Regions from separate parts of the Homo sapiens genome. Here regions 1 and 2 are each linked to region 3. The links are chromatin contacts, found by Hi-C in ENCODE. All regions are on one chromosome and are shown on one strand. Each heading gives the region's core, a stretch centred on a gene start or an enhancer-like site at or near the end of the contact. The rest is flanking DNA. Distances are from core to core; before and after follow the strand shown.

What was found. A loop is a pair of places that touch in the nucleus more often than their neighbours do. Pooled maps may share reads with other maps.
Region 1: a pooled map shows a loop between it and region 3 (11-fold over the local background). The contact joins two enhancer-like sites. A Hi-C loop is called at or near these places in 4 of 37 single-sample maps with no recorded cell type and 4 of 50 pooled maps.
Region 2: a loop to region 3 is called in a pooled map, with 13 times the contacts of the local background. The contact joins two enhancer-like sites. A Hi-C loop is called at or near these places in 4 of 37 single-sample maps with no recorded cell type and 4 of 50 pooled maps.

The regions. Positions count from the first base shown.
Region 1 is chr9:27,376,335-27,380,919 of GRCh38, forward strand. All of the region lies in intron 2 of MOB3B (MOB kinase activator 3B), which reads right to left. Among named protein-coding and RNA genes, the nearest start is that of EQTN, 81 kb to the left of the region's middle. Within about 2 kb of position 1,502, at least 6 of the 41 ENCODE cell types and tissues checked have a DNase peak (open chromatin) inside an H3K27ac peak, as active enhancers do.
Region 2 is chr9:27,351,090-27,355,935 of GRCh38, forward strand. All of the region lies in intron 3 of MOB3B (MOB kinase activator 3B), which reads right to left. Among named protein-coding and RNA genes, the nearest start is that of EQTN, 56 kb to the left of the region's middle. RefSeq lists an enhancer at 2,523-3,504. Within about 2 kb of position 3,045, at least 9 of the 41 ENCODE cell types and tissues checked have a DNase peak (open chromatin) inside an H3K27ac peak, as active enhancers do.
Region 3 is chr9:26,743,356-26,748,088 of GRCh38, forward strand. No RefSeq gene overlaps it. Among named protein-coding and RNA genes, the nearest start is that of CAAP1, 150 kb to the right of the region's middle. RefSeq lists enhancers at 3,091-3,770, 3,345-4,544 and a silencer at 3,528-3,617. Within about 2 kb of position 3,441, at least 3 of the 41 ENCODE cell types and tissues checked have a DNase peak (open chromatin) inside an H3K27ac peak, as active enhancers do.

The sequences.
Region 1 (4,585 bases), core at 252-2,751, 630 kb after region 3:
TTCATGAACACTTTGCATTATACTCCACAATAGATGTTTGTTTCATAGAAAATATTGAAATGAAATGAATGAGCACTATTTGTCTTGCAGTGTTGGTACCCGTTGCACACACTGAGTTTCCCAGAAGTATGCATGCTGCCGTTAGAAAAAAATGGACACAGGACTCAAGAACCAAAGCTATAAAAAGGAATTAGTAGTCTTCCTTTGAGTATAGCAGTGGTTCTCAACCCTGGCTGTGCATTAGAATTATCCAGGGAACATAAAAAAATAGAATGGCAGTGTCTCACACTAGAACAATTGAATCTGAAGTTCCTCAGATGATTCTAATGTACAGCCCTGGTTGAGAAATACTGGCCTACAGAAGTGATTCTTTAAGTGTGGTCTCCGGACCAGCAGCACCAGCAATATCTGGGAGCTTGCTAGAAATGCAAATTCCCAGGCCTCAACCTAGCAGCACTGAATCTAACACTTGGGGACAAGGGTCCAGCAATCTGTGCTTTAAGATGTCCTCCAGAAATCTTGATCCATGACAAATTTTAAGAACCACAGGCCTAGAATATTCCTGGCTCAAGGATCTAGCTTGCTTAACCAAGTGGGAAGTCTGGCTGAAGATTTACAGAATCTGGTGTCTGACTTGAACTCAAGTCTCTCGTCTCCCATTTATTAGCTACACGATCTTGGGCAAATGACTTAGCCTCTCTGAGGCTGTTTCACTGTGAAGGACATAAGGATCTTAATAGCATCTACCTTGTTGGGCTGTTGTGAGGATTAAAGGGAAAATAATGAATGGTATTTTCCAAAAGGTAGAACTTGATAAAATTTGCTATTTTCATTAGCCATCAGAGAACTATTACTGTGGTCAGGAGATCAGGAAGGAAGCCTCCGAGGTGGAGGGAGACAACTGATCTGTCAGTCTGAACACCCAAAACAGATGTTTGTTTCCTAACTCTTTTCCAGGCCTAGGCTTGGATTTAGATTACACCTGCTGTGACACAAATACATGAATCTCCCAGGATGAGACGATGAGTCATTCTCTCAGGAGCTGTCTTCACACTACGGAAGTGCTGAAAATACACGGCTAGAGAGCCGGGCTTGGTCATCTGGACCTCAAAACTGCCAGGGGTGGGAGGAAGGGGAGAAGGGAGGGGACCACCCTTCTAACACCTAGACCAGTGTTCTCAAACGGGAGCCCTGAGAAGCACCTGGAGTGCTCACTGAACACAGACTGCTGAGCTGCACCCCCAGAGTTTCAGTGAGTCTGGGGAGGGGTCTGAGAACTTGTGCTTCAAACAAGTTCCCAGGTGAGGTTTATACAAATCTGACCACACTTTTTATGCTAAATTGAAAACACTGGCAAAGTTCATGAAACTGCAAGGCAACTGAACTGTGACCTATAAAAAGTTTTAAAAACTAGCGAAATGTTCTCTAAGACTTTCACATTTCCTCTGTAAAATTCAAATTCCGTTTGACATTCTATTTAGGTTTGCCCCAGAGTAACACTGGCCAACTTTACAGAAGTGTGGATAGTGACGTTCATTTGAACCCTAGGTCCCCCACAGGGGGTTGAAGGGCAGGGTGATGGGCAAGCCCAGCCTGTCTTGCTCTGCTCTCACAGGTAGTGGGGTAAGAAATCATTCACTGTCACCTCTCCTTCCCCCAAGAAGCCAACACACATCAATCACTTAGACTAAGAGTTTGTATACACCACATCATTTAATTCTTCCTGCAATCTATGAGGTATGGGCTACTTATGTCTCAATTTTTACAGATGAAGGAACTGAAACTAAGAGAGGTTAAACTTTCTGAAGACACATAGCTAGTAATAAGGATCTTCAGGTCAGAAATCAGATCTCAAAACCTTTGCATTTCTCTTTCTGACCTACACAATGAGTAGAAGAGTCTTTGCTTCTAGACTGAAAAGACTGTGTGTGACTGAGAATGAATCTCAGCTGGGGAGGGAATGAGGTCATAAGGATGGATGCTGCATCTGGACATGGGTAAAAAGGGACACATATTGCTGCTCACCTACTCTCCAGCAGGCTCTGATGTCAGCTCTGGACAAAGTGAACAGGAGGCAAAGCTGGCCCTGATCCCATCTAGTTCCCTCAATGATGTGGCCAGAATGATTACATTCACCACTACTCCTGGCGCAAGGGCAAAAGCCAGGGTTTAGTCCCAGAACTATTGGAACCAGGGGGCAGCTTGGCCAAAGGACCGTGAAGGTGAGGGCCGGGGATCTGGTGTGCCAGTCTGTGTTCTTCTTCCCCCTGTATCTCACTCTATGGCTTTCTGGTCCATTCTCCCAGCCCTTGCCAGCCCTGATGACTCCCTGACCCAGAACCACACCTGGGGAATCCTGTGCATCTTTGAGTATTGCATGTGCATGGGCAGAGCTGGGCATGTGACCAAAGTGATAAAGGAAATGAAGGTCTTATCACACAGGGAGGCTAGGAGAAGACTGGAAGGATAGGGCTCAAATATTTGAAAGAAGGTCATTTGGAAGAGGAAAGGGAAAAGAAAATTGCAAACCACTTATCCAGGGCCACAAAGCTAACAAGTGCTAGAGTGGAATTCTAGCCCACGTCTTCTGAGCTCAAAGCTCAAAGCTTGCTCTCTTTCCACTGCTCTGTTCTGCCTCCTCAGGGTCAGAAGGAACCCCTTCCTTTAGGTCAGCATGAAGACAAATTTACATTGCCTAAGGTGTCCAAAATGGGATGCATTGTCTCAGGTGATAGTGAGCTCCCCAGGCTGGAGGTGTTCAAGAAGAAGCCCGGAGACCACTTGCAAGGGTTGTTGGAGCGGGGATTCAGGCAAGGGAAGATGGTTTTCATCTCTGGTTGCATGTTACCATCTCCTGCATTGCTTCTCAGCAGAGTGGATTCCCAGACCCCCTTGTGATTTACTGGCTCTTGGGTGCATCTCAGGAATAGGTGACTTTTAAAGCACCCTTGGGGATTCTAACGCACCTTTAGGAATTACTGGGGTTTCCTTCAACTCTGAAATTCTATGACTTGAGTTTTTGGCATAAGAGACAGCTAGCTGTGGGGTGACAGTGCTGGTGACAACAATATTCGATAATTACTGAGGGTTTACTCTGAACCAGGACCAGTCATTACCTCACTGAGTCCTCACCACAACCACAGGAGGCAGGTACTACCATCATCCCCTGTTCACAGATGAGGAAACGACAGAGGAAGATGAAGTTTCCTGCCCAAGGTCACACCCCAAAGTGTTGGAGGAGCCGGGCTGTGAGGGCTGCAGATCTTTTCTCCTTACCATAGGAGCAGAAGGCACCAAGTGAGACCTGGTCCAAAGCCATTCAGTCCAAGGCAGGTTCTGAACAAAAGCCCCCAGTGGTTAATCTCCCAAATAAAAACTACACAGTCCAGGAAGCACCAGGAGAGTGAAACAGACCCTCAGATCTTGAAAAGATTATAAGCACTGAAAGAGTTGCAAAGCTCTCAAGGCATAAAGTCTAACTATTTCTTTGGTCTAAATATATCATATTTGGTTTTTCAAAATGTAAACTTTTCAATATAGTACAAAGTGTACCTAGGTAAATCTTACTGCTATTCGCTCACCTAAAAATAAAACAAAACTTGTTCGTTAAAAGTGCTTCCATTCAGTTATAGAATATTCAAACAAAGTGTCATTAAGTATATTGACACAACGGTTAAAACATTAACCCCAGTGAAACTCCTGATGTGCCAGTTCAGCAGAACCCACCCACGCCTTTCTGGGAAAAGCTGGATCAACCCCTGTATCTTGCAAGTTGTGTCTAAATCCTCACCCACCACGAGGTCTATGGGCCCCCACTAGCAGTGCAACTTTAGTGCATACCCATTCTCCACCAAATATGTTTTATTTTCCCTCTTGGGACCAATCACAAAGTTCTGGGGAGGGGCCAAGTGCAGAAAAAGAGATAGGATTTTTTTTTTTTTTTTTTTTTTAGACAGAATCTCACTCTGTCGCCAGGCTGGAGTGCAGTGGCATGATCTTGGCTCACTGCAACCTCCGCCTCAGCCTCCCGAGTAGCTGGGACTACAGACGCCCGCCATGACACCCAGCTAATTTTTGTATTTTTAGTAGAGACAGGTTTTCACCATGTTGGCCAGGATGGTCTCGATCTCTTGACCTCGTGATCCACCCGCCTCGGCCTCCCAAAGTGCTGGGATCACAGGTGTGAGCCACCACGCCCCGCCAAGAGATAGGAATTCCATACTATAAGGGCTGAAGCCACTGGGCATTTTCCAGGTTGAATAAATGCCTTATTCAACTAACTCTCATTAACGATGACTCTGGGCCAAATGGTGGGAGGAGTGGAGGTGGTCCAGCTTCTGGCCCCTCCCCACCCCCACCCTTGTAAATCACCCTTGTTCTTGCTGTAGTCCAGGGCTCTTAAGCTATTCAAGCTATTTCAGGATCCATCCCCCACCTGCCCACCACCCCCTCATAGTTCCTAACCCCTCATAAGAGATTAGTTAAAACTTATAAAAGGGAATTGAGACAGCCTAAATGGCATCAACCATTCAAAGAAGATGTCTGGGGCTTTCCACACTGCCTAAGGAAGTTCAATTTAACCTGG
Region 2 (4,846 bases), core at 1,795-4,294, 610 kb after region 3:
ATGGGGTTTCACCATTTTGGCCAGGCTGGTCTGGAACTCCTGACCTCAGGTGATCCACCCGCCTAGGCCTCCCAAAGTGTTGGGATTACAGGCGTGAGCCACCACGCCTGGCCCACAGTGGGCTTTAATCCATGAAGGGCTCTCTAAGCAAAGAGAAACGGTTGTCTTGGATGAAAGATGACAGGGCTGCTGACACATCATATCAGTAGTAATCCCAGTAGGTCAGTAATCTTAGTAGTGACCCATCAGTAATCTCTGTAGGTCAGGCTGGGAGGATTCTAGGGATGATGTCTTTTACAGGTGGGGAAACTGAGGCTCAGAGCCATTACATGCCTTGCCCCATGTGGTAACTAATGTGGTAGCATAATAGTGGAAATGCCATTGTAAAGGCCAAACTGTCAGCTTCACAGGCTGCAGCTCTTTCTTCTATAATGGCTGAGTCCACATCAAGCCTTCTGGCTGAAGGCCAAGGAAGCCGCCTGACAAGAAGCAACCCAGAGGCCTCTGTACAGATGATGTTTCAAAAGAAAAGGTCCTTTCAAAAGCCCCACAATGGCTCTTCATTGCTGGCTACTTTAGGGAGTAGCTCTGGCTCATGCGAGAGGTTCTGCTTCTTTTCACAGTCCTGACTTGATCTTACCATTGCAGGCCAACCTTGGCTGCTGCACTCACCCAAGCAACTCTGAGAGAAGTGTATGTGTGGCCTGGCTACCTCTTAGGGCAACATGAGGTCAGTGTATTCTGGGGCCTGGATAGGCTTGTGGCTGGGCCTTTATGAGACAAGGCTTTCCAAATCTTTGGTCTTCAAATTGTTCTAAAAAGCACCCGTTTTTAGAGGATAGTTTTGGTGGTAGAGCCTACCATAAATCTCAATCATTAGCCAAGAGGCACCTACACACTGGGGGTGGGACATGCACTTTGGTGTGACAAAATGGCAGTGATAAGGGATGGAGAGGAATGTGGTTCAGATGTTGAGAAACTGCCCATCACATCTGCTGGAAATAATAGTAACAAGTCTGGCCAGGTACCATCTGTAATCCCAGCACTTTGGGAGGTCAAGGCAGAAGGATCACTTGAGCTCAGGAGTTCCAGACCAGCCTGGGAAACGTAGTGAGACCCTGTCTCTACAAAAAATTTAAAAATTAGCCAGGTGTGGTGACATGTGTTTGTAGCCCCAGCTACTTAGGAGGCTGAGGTGGGAGGATCACTTGAGCCCAGGAGGCTAGAGGATGCAGTGAGCCATGATCACACCAGCCTGGGTGACAGAGTGAGACCCTGTCTCAAAAAAAAAAAAAAAAAAAAGTAACAAGTGTGAGGAGATGAAATAATATATGTCAAGAGGAACTAACAGATTATCTGGAACTGAAGAAATGAAGTTATTAATTATTTCTTGAAAATGCTTGTGCGTCATGCACATGGTAAGAATTCCACGAAGGGGTGTCTGTCATATGATGATGTGGGAGGATGAGGAGCAACAATGAAAAGGACTGCACTTCCTGTGTGTGTGTGAAGCCCTCCCATATGGAGTTTCACTTCCTTCCCACCTCCCTCTCCATGCGGCAGTGGTGGCTGTGTGGTTTGAGGCCAGGGTGGAGGCATGAGGAAAATAGAAAAATCTAGAGACACATCACATCACAAAGATGAGCAGTGCTGCCCAGAGTGTGTTCCATGGATCATGATATCTCTAAGATGTCAATGAGTGATAGCAAAAGAAAAAAGTCCAGTAGCCAAATGCAGTTAAATTGGGCGGGCTACACAAAATTGAACAAGTTTCTTTACTGGATACCTTCTCAAAGGCTTTGATATGCTATTGTACACTGTAAATCTTCAAGGGTGGAGACGATGTAGTATTTTGTAAACTCATTTGACCACAGAAGGAAGTCTGTTTTCACTGACCATCACTCAGGACTGGCATTTTGAGGAGCTCTCTTGGCAAACACTGATCTTCAGATTTTTCTCCTTTTTGCTTTACTTCCCCACCCCACTGAGCTAACTCCCAATCCTAGAGGAGAAGAGATGAAGTGCTAAAAATGGTAATTCTCACATTTGAGGGTAATTGTCATCTAGGGTCTTTTCCCTCAACGTGTGGTCTGGGAACCAGCAGCATCGATATCATCTGGGAGCAAAATGAACATTCTCGAGTCTCCTCCTCTCAGATGTACTGAATCAGAACTTGCATTTCAGCAAGATCCCTGGTGATTCACATGCACATTAAAGTTTGAGATGCAGACTGAGGGTGCTTGGTACTAGGCACTAATCTTAATAATTCTGATTTAGTGTATCTGGGGTGAGGCCCAAGAATGTACTTATGAAGTACTTCCTCCAGGAGATTCTGATGCACGTGTGTGTGTGTGGACTCCTGAGAAACCCCTATGGTCCAAGCACCCTGCTATAAGGTAACAGAACAGCTCTGTGGTAACATTGGTTTTCACAGCAGCAGCTCTACAAGGTAGGTGGTGGTATAATCACTTTCATTGTTAGAAACAAGAAAATGGAGCCTTGGAGAGAGAATGAGAAGGTCCTGGACCAAGGTCACCCAGGGGTTAGCAGGTGCATTAGGGTAAACAAGTCCCCTCCTGTCTGTCCTCCCCACCTCACGAATCTCTGTCCTCCCCCTGCCCTAATCAGCTCTTCATTCACAACTACTGCATTGCTAACAGCCCTCTCTGAGTCTGCTTTTGTTTTCAGTGAAAGGCCAACAAAACACTGCGGGCTATTCGTGCTTGCTAATGATAATTCTGATTAGCTTAATTGTGTCAGCTGACTCCCTGGCAGCCAAGGGCCAACAGCAGCCTGCTTATTCAATCAGGGCCTGGCCCATTTTCTAATTATCAGCATCATTTGGGCTGTTTCCTCCAACAAGGAACTTGCTTCAGTTCAAGTTATCTTCAGCTGTTGCATTTACATGAGCAATGGATGATCTGTCACGTCTGTGTCTGTGTCAGTGTGCCAGGCTCCCCCTCCCTGCTGGAGACCAAGTGAAATGGCATGTGTTTGCCTGGGTTCCCAGGCTGCCAGCCATAGCGGCTGAACAGCAGGTCCCAATGGGAGCCATGAGGCAAGCTCTGGGGGTGGATGGATGTGCTGGTCTTCACCAGGCTAGCCAGGGTGACCTCTTCCCAGCTTCTGAATTCCAAACTGTATTCCCACTCAGAGGCCTGATAGGGTGACCAACCGTCCTAGTTTGACAGACACCAAGAGTTTTCCTAGGACATGAGAATTTCACTGCTAAAACAGAGAGGGTTGGTTATCCTTTGCCTGACACACCAGGGCACAAAAGCAGTGTGAGAGGATTCAAGATTTCCTGGGTGATCTATCTGGAATTTGGAACAGAGAATGACTAAGAGTTGAGGCCTCGTCTTTCTCTGTGAGACCTAAAGCTTATGATGCATCCCTGCTCTCTGTCTTATTTTGCTTTTAATGTCTATTGCTAATCTGACAGGATGAAGCATTAGTCCCAACATGGAAATGGGTAAGTGGAGGTCTGCATGCATGTTCTGAGATAAGGGGCGTATTGAAGAGAGTGACCAGTGTGTAATCCCTTTGAATGGAGGTGCATCATCCTTAAAGTACTCTCCCCAATTCAAAAACATATTAAGCATTTATTAGGTACCAGGAACCCTAAGCAATGCAGGAATATGTCCTTTATATTCCCAGCCCTCAAAGAGTTGACAATCCCATGGGAGTGACTGATACAAATACAATTAACTACATTTGCTAGGAGTCTACCTAGGGAATCAATCGTTAAGACAGAAAAGAGGTCATGGGAGCTAGGGAAGACAGAATTCAGGAACATCCACTAACTACAGCCCAGCTACTGTTACAGTCATTGTCTCACTTAGCTAACATTTCTTAAGCACTTCCACGTGACTAACCCATTTAATTTTTATAACTCTTATTATTATACCCATGCTATGGATGAGGAAAATGAAGCTTTGAAAAGCCATATATCTTGCTCAAGTTTGCACGTTAGTAAATGCAGGGTCCAGGGTTGGAACCCACAGAGTCTAAGACTTTTCTTAGGCACTGTATGATACTGACTCTCCTACCCCAGTAGGGTGCTGCATGGATCCTCAGCACAACCTGTGTGGTAGATACTCAGTCCACGTGAGACAAAAGCAACAAAGAGATGTGTGGCTGTGCATGGTGGAGGCAAGGCAGAGGGAAAGATGAGGTGGTGGGGGGGTCTCAGAGTTCCATACTGTGGAATCCCAAGGCATGACACCAAGAATGTCCCACCGGTGGCGTGGGAACTCTGGGAATGCCAATGTTCTAAGGGAAACTGGCTGGACAAATGCTGCCCTTCTGGCCCCAGCTGCATTCAATTCTAAAAAATGTACAACTAGAATGTGAAGCCAAATGCCTGACTCCTTCATCATCCTTTGAGGGTCAAAAATGGGTGACATTTATTATTTTATATTTTTCAGACTGTATTGTAAATTTCTTGAGAGCATAGTTTTTTTCTTTTTCTTCTTTTTTTTTTTTTTTGAGACGGAGTCTCGCTCTTTTGCCCAGGCCGGACTGCAGTGGCGTGATCTCGGCTCACTGCAAGCTCTGCCTCCCGGGTTCACGCCATTCTCCTGCCTCAGCCTCCCGAGTGGCTGGGACTACAGGCACCCGCCACCGTGCCTGGCTAATTTTTTTTTGTATTTTTCGTAGAGACGGGGTTTCACCGTGTTAGCCAGGATGGTCTCGATCTCCTGACCTCGTGATCTGCCTGCCTCGAGAGCATAGATTTTTTATGCACATAGAATATCTGAGCAACTTGAGTTGTATATATAGAGTATCAATATATGCAAATCAAATAAAAATGTGTTGACTTGACATGTTATGCCTGATTTGAATA
Region 3 (4,733 bases), core at 2,191-4,690:
CTTCTTTTTCTTCTTGTTGAGATGTAAAGTACTGTGGGGCAGTGGCACAAGATCCTGTTTCTCAAAAGAAAATGGCAAAGGACAGACAGTTCAGAATGATTACTCAAAATTTTGAGATTTGCAAAATTTGCTACATTTAGCTGAATTCTTATAACAACCCTCCCTACTCCAAAAATGTGGCAGAATACATATTGCCAATAAATTTCATGCATGTTGAAGACTATTTGGGAGCCTCTGTACATATTCTGAAGCACAGTGGCAAATACAGAAGCAGAGTGGAATATTTTCAGCCTAAAATTTAGTCTGAACTTGAGCAGGTCATTTCAATAGGGAACGTTAACCTGGTCCATTGTCCAATTTTGCCACCTGGCAAAATGAGAAAACCAAAGACTAATGCAACAACTGTATTTTGTTGAGTAAAATTGCCCATTATTATAAAACTGTGTCCTTCCTACTTTACTGATATTAAAGTGTCCTTTATTTTATAAAATAGGTTCTTAGTAGATGGTAGCCACAATGTATTGTTTATTTTTAAATAAGTCCTTGCTTAATAAAATTGAAAAGTTGGTGAAATTTAATCCTTGCTTAGTAAAATTGAAAAATCCCTGATAGATGGGTAAAATTCCTAAATTTGGAAAATACTGAAATTAGTACATCTCTAGTCCTGCTGTTCATCAGGCAAGAAGTCATGCTGCACAGGTCTGCTAAAAACCAGCACCCTGGCTTTGACCTTGCTGTTTTATGAGCTTTCATTTCTGTCCAAGACAGTGTTTAAAAGTCAGTATTTCTCCATTTCCTGACTCTCCTTTTGATGAGAAAGGACAAACACTTGGAAAAGAAAAAAAAAAATCATGCAAGGTGCTTGAAGACAGAAATTATTTCCTCAAAGTGTTTTAATCATGCTGTTGAAAACCACTTCCTCCATTGGCCTAATCACATAAATCATAGTAAAAGGTTAAAGACAAAGTTCAATTGTACCAAATTGCCTGTGATGGTTTCTCAGAAATGGATTACTTTCAATTAAAAGGTGAAGTCATTCTGCTACCCATTGGTATGCCTAGGTGGACTCTGGATTGTAACTTTATATTTCCTATCCAGATAATGTGCATAGATGTTTGGAGGGCAACAAGTTTAATTTCTATCAACATTTGACTCAAACCTAAATGCTGAATGCAACTTTCATGAAGTGTAATTACATATTATTAGCACCAGGGGGCAGTAGCCAGATTCTGTAAAAGGAAAATGATGCTAATACGATATTCAGTTATTTTCTCCTTGATAAACTATTAATACCACCTGAAACAGACTTCCTTTTTATTATTCAGAGTTTGTAGATACTAAGCATTGTGAATAGAGAAATTCATCAGAAATATGATTCATGTATTTTATAAATATATTACATTAGCAGATGTATTGCAGTGATTCTTAAATTCTAACTTCAGAACAGTGATGAAATAGAAAGACAAATAGAAATTCCAGCCTTGGGAGTCAGGAGACCAAAGACCTATTTTTCCTATGGTGCAGCAGCCTAGATGAGTTTCCTGATTCCCCCGAGCCTCACTCTCTTCATCTCTAAAATCATTTTTCTTTTTATTTCAAAAAATTTAGTTAAGGGATCTAATTGGCTTTTATTAGTGATTCATGAATTGGCCAGCATCTCATCTAAAGATTTATAAAAGACACTCCATTGGGCATGGCAGAACATTCAGTTTTCATAAGGTACCTTGAACAGGAACAAGGAAATAGCATAATACAAAAGAAAAAAACAGATTGGTTAACATCAGGTCACTTCAGGTTACCTTCTTTATAAGAATTAAAGCAGAGGGGACTTCCTTATCATACTGGCTAAAACTGGCCTGTTTGAGTGTTGCGGCTGTCATCTCTCTCTCTTGATTTCTCAGAAGGTTGAATGACGAATTCAATTTGGTAACATGGAACCTTAGCATGAGTGACCCCATTTTGGTTTGGTCTGTTCTATTAGGGCCTAATGTCAGAACTTACTTCAAAACAATGGCCTCTCATAAATTTTATTTAACCAAAGTATGTGTTCGGCCTGAAACACACAGTTCTGTTTATTAAGCATTTACTTTATGCCAAGTATTACGCAAAGTATATCACAAATATCATCTTATTTAATCCCTACAATAATGCTATGAAATGAATAGTGTTATTAGCCCCACAAGACTCAGGAAATTGATTCTTAGAGGGGTTAAGTGGGACAGAACTAGGAAATGGGAGGTCAGATTCGAACCCAAGTTTGGCTAACTCTAAGCCTACTACATATGACACTATACTGCTCGTCTTGCTAAAAGTTTCTTTCCTTTCCCAAGAACAAGTACTTAATTTGAACTAATCTGGTTAATACAAAATGGTAAAAGACCTACGCACACACAAACACCTCAGTATCCTCATCCCGCTTTTGGTGACATGGTCATCAACAGACAATGCTTTGCCTTGGTTGTCTAAGTCAGGAATAACCTAGTGAAAGGAATTTTGGAACAAGTAAATAGGAAGATGAAATGCCACAAAAAAGAAGGGAGTTCTCTCTGGGTGGGCAAGGCCTTACAGAAACAAATAAAATCATTATCAGCCAACACTTATCAAAGGCTGATTTCATACATGTCTCCTCAACTAAGAAGCCTGAGATGTAGTTCTTGACATATAATGTGGCTAAAAGGAATGGAAGGGAAATAGAAAAATGCTTATCACACTGTGAGGCAACTTCGTAGTCTACTACGTAGTTCTTCTCAATAACCTCACCAAAATATAGATCTTTATACTATTTTACAGAAAGAAACAGGCTTAAAGAGCTGGGATCCAAAATAAGATTTTTTGTGTGTCTGCATCCAAACTCTACTCTTCCTGTTTCCAGGCCTCCATTATCATAGGACTGGAAGGAATTTGAGAGAGTCACTCAATATCCTTTCTTTACATTTAAGTGACTTGTTCAAGGTCATACCATCCACAGAAGAAGTGGACCTAGAACCCATGTTTCCAGTCTCATCTGGGCCCCTTTACATGATATCACTCTATTCTTCTCAAAACAAAATACAGCTTAGCTGCTTCAGGTAAACAAAGCTATTCCTTCACCAAAGCACATCTACAGATTCTGTGAGTTCATGGTTTCGTCTTTCTGGTTTTACTTCTATTTTTATATTCCTCATTGGTTAATTGGTTTCCCTTCTCAGTGGCATTGCAATTTGCATCTCAACTCCTTACAATCATAAAAGGAAAATTAGCTACCATTTATTAAGCATCAACTAAATGTCATACGTTTACATGTATTTTCTCTTATCCTAACAACAACCCTGCCCTAAAGATATTAATTGCTCCATTTTACAGGTGAGGATATAGTCTCAGAGATGTTAAATAAGTTTCCCAAGATCACACACAGTTAGGCATACTCACAACTATCCTAGCTTTCTTTCCACTAAGCCCTATGGCCTATGACTCAGCTCTTTGAGTAAGCATGTTGACCATCCGCATTCTTCCGGTCTGTGAAAGGATCACCTATTTCAGGGAAAGGAAATGTAAATCAGTTTACTCAAATAAGAAGAAAACACATCAGGTTAAGAAAGGAAAGGAGTTAAGCATTTTCTCACTCTGACCCTTAGGCTGTATTCACAGTAGACCCTGGTTTCACTTTTCATGGTTTTAGTTATCTATAGACAACCACCACCTGAAAATAGGTGAGTACAGTACAATAAGATGATTTGAGAGAGAGAGAGACCACATTCACATAACTTTTTTTTTTTGAGACACAGAGTCTTGCTCTATCCCCCAGGTTGGAATGCAGTGGCACAATCTCGACTTGCTGCAACCTTTACCTCTGGGGTTCAAGTGATTCTCGTGCCTCAGCCTCCCAAGTAGCTGGGATTACAGGCATGCACCATCACACCTGGCTAATTTTTGGTTTTTTTTTAGTAGAGATGGAGTTCCGCCATGTTGGCCAGGCTGGTCTCAAACTCCTGACCTCAGGTGATCTGCCCGCCTCAGCCTCCCAAAGTGCTGGGATTACAGGCATGAGCCACCACACCCAGCCCCACATAACTTTTATTACAGTATATTATTATAACTGTTCAATTTTATTGTTGTTGTTAATCTCTTACTGTGCTACATTTATAAACCTTATCATAGGTATGTATACATTATAGGAAAAAAAATTATGTATAGGATTTGGTACTACCTGAGGTTTCAGGCATCCACTGGGGGTCTTGGAATGTATCCCCTATGGTTAAGGGAGAATGACTACAAACCAACGAACTGCTACTTAGCAAGAGGAAGGCATCAGGGCAGTAGCTCCTCTGGGAATAGTAAAGGTAAGTTATCAAAATATGTTTCTAATATCTCCTCATTGTATCTCAATTGAAAAATGAGAATTGTGTTTACAAAAACTTTCAGTTAATGACTGATGCGTCACAGTTCTGTGATTTTAGACAATGATTTCTTTCATTCTGTGTGGCTTTGAGCAATAAGCTTCCTCATCTGTGTTGCGTTTCAAATAGCGTACTATTCCACCTAATTTATTACATTTTTATTACAAATCAAGACAGGGAGTTAAAAATAAATCAATCCATCTATCTGACTTAGATTAGTTGTATAAATTCAAAATCTGAGTATGTTTCCTGTAGCTTATTTTCACACCTGACCTTGCTGCGGGAGTTTCTGATATGGTTTGGCTATGTCCCCATCAAAATCTCATCTTGAATTATGGTTCCCATAATCTCCACTGT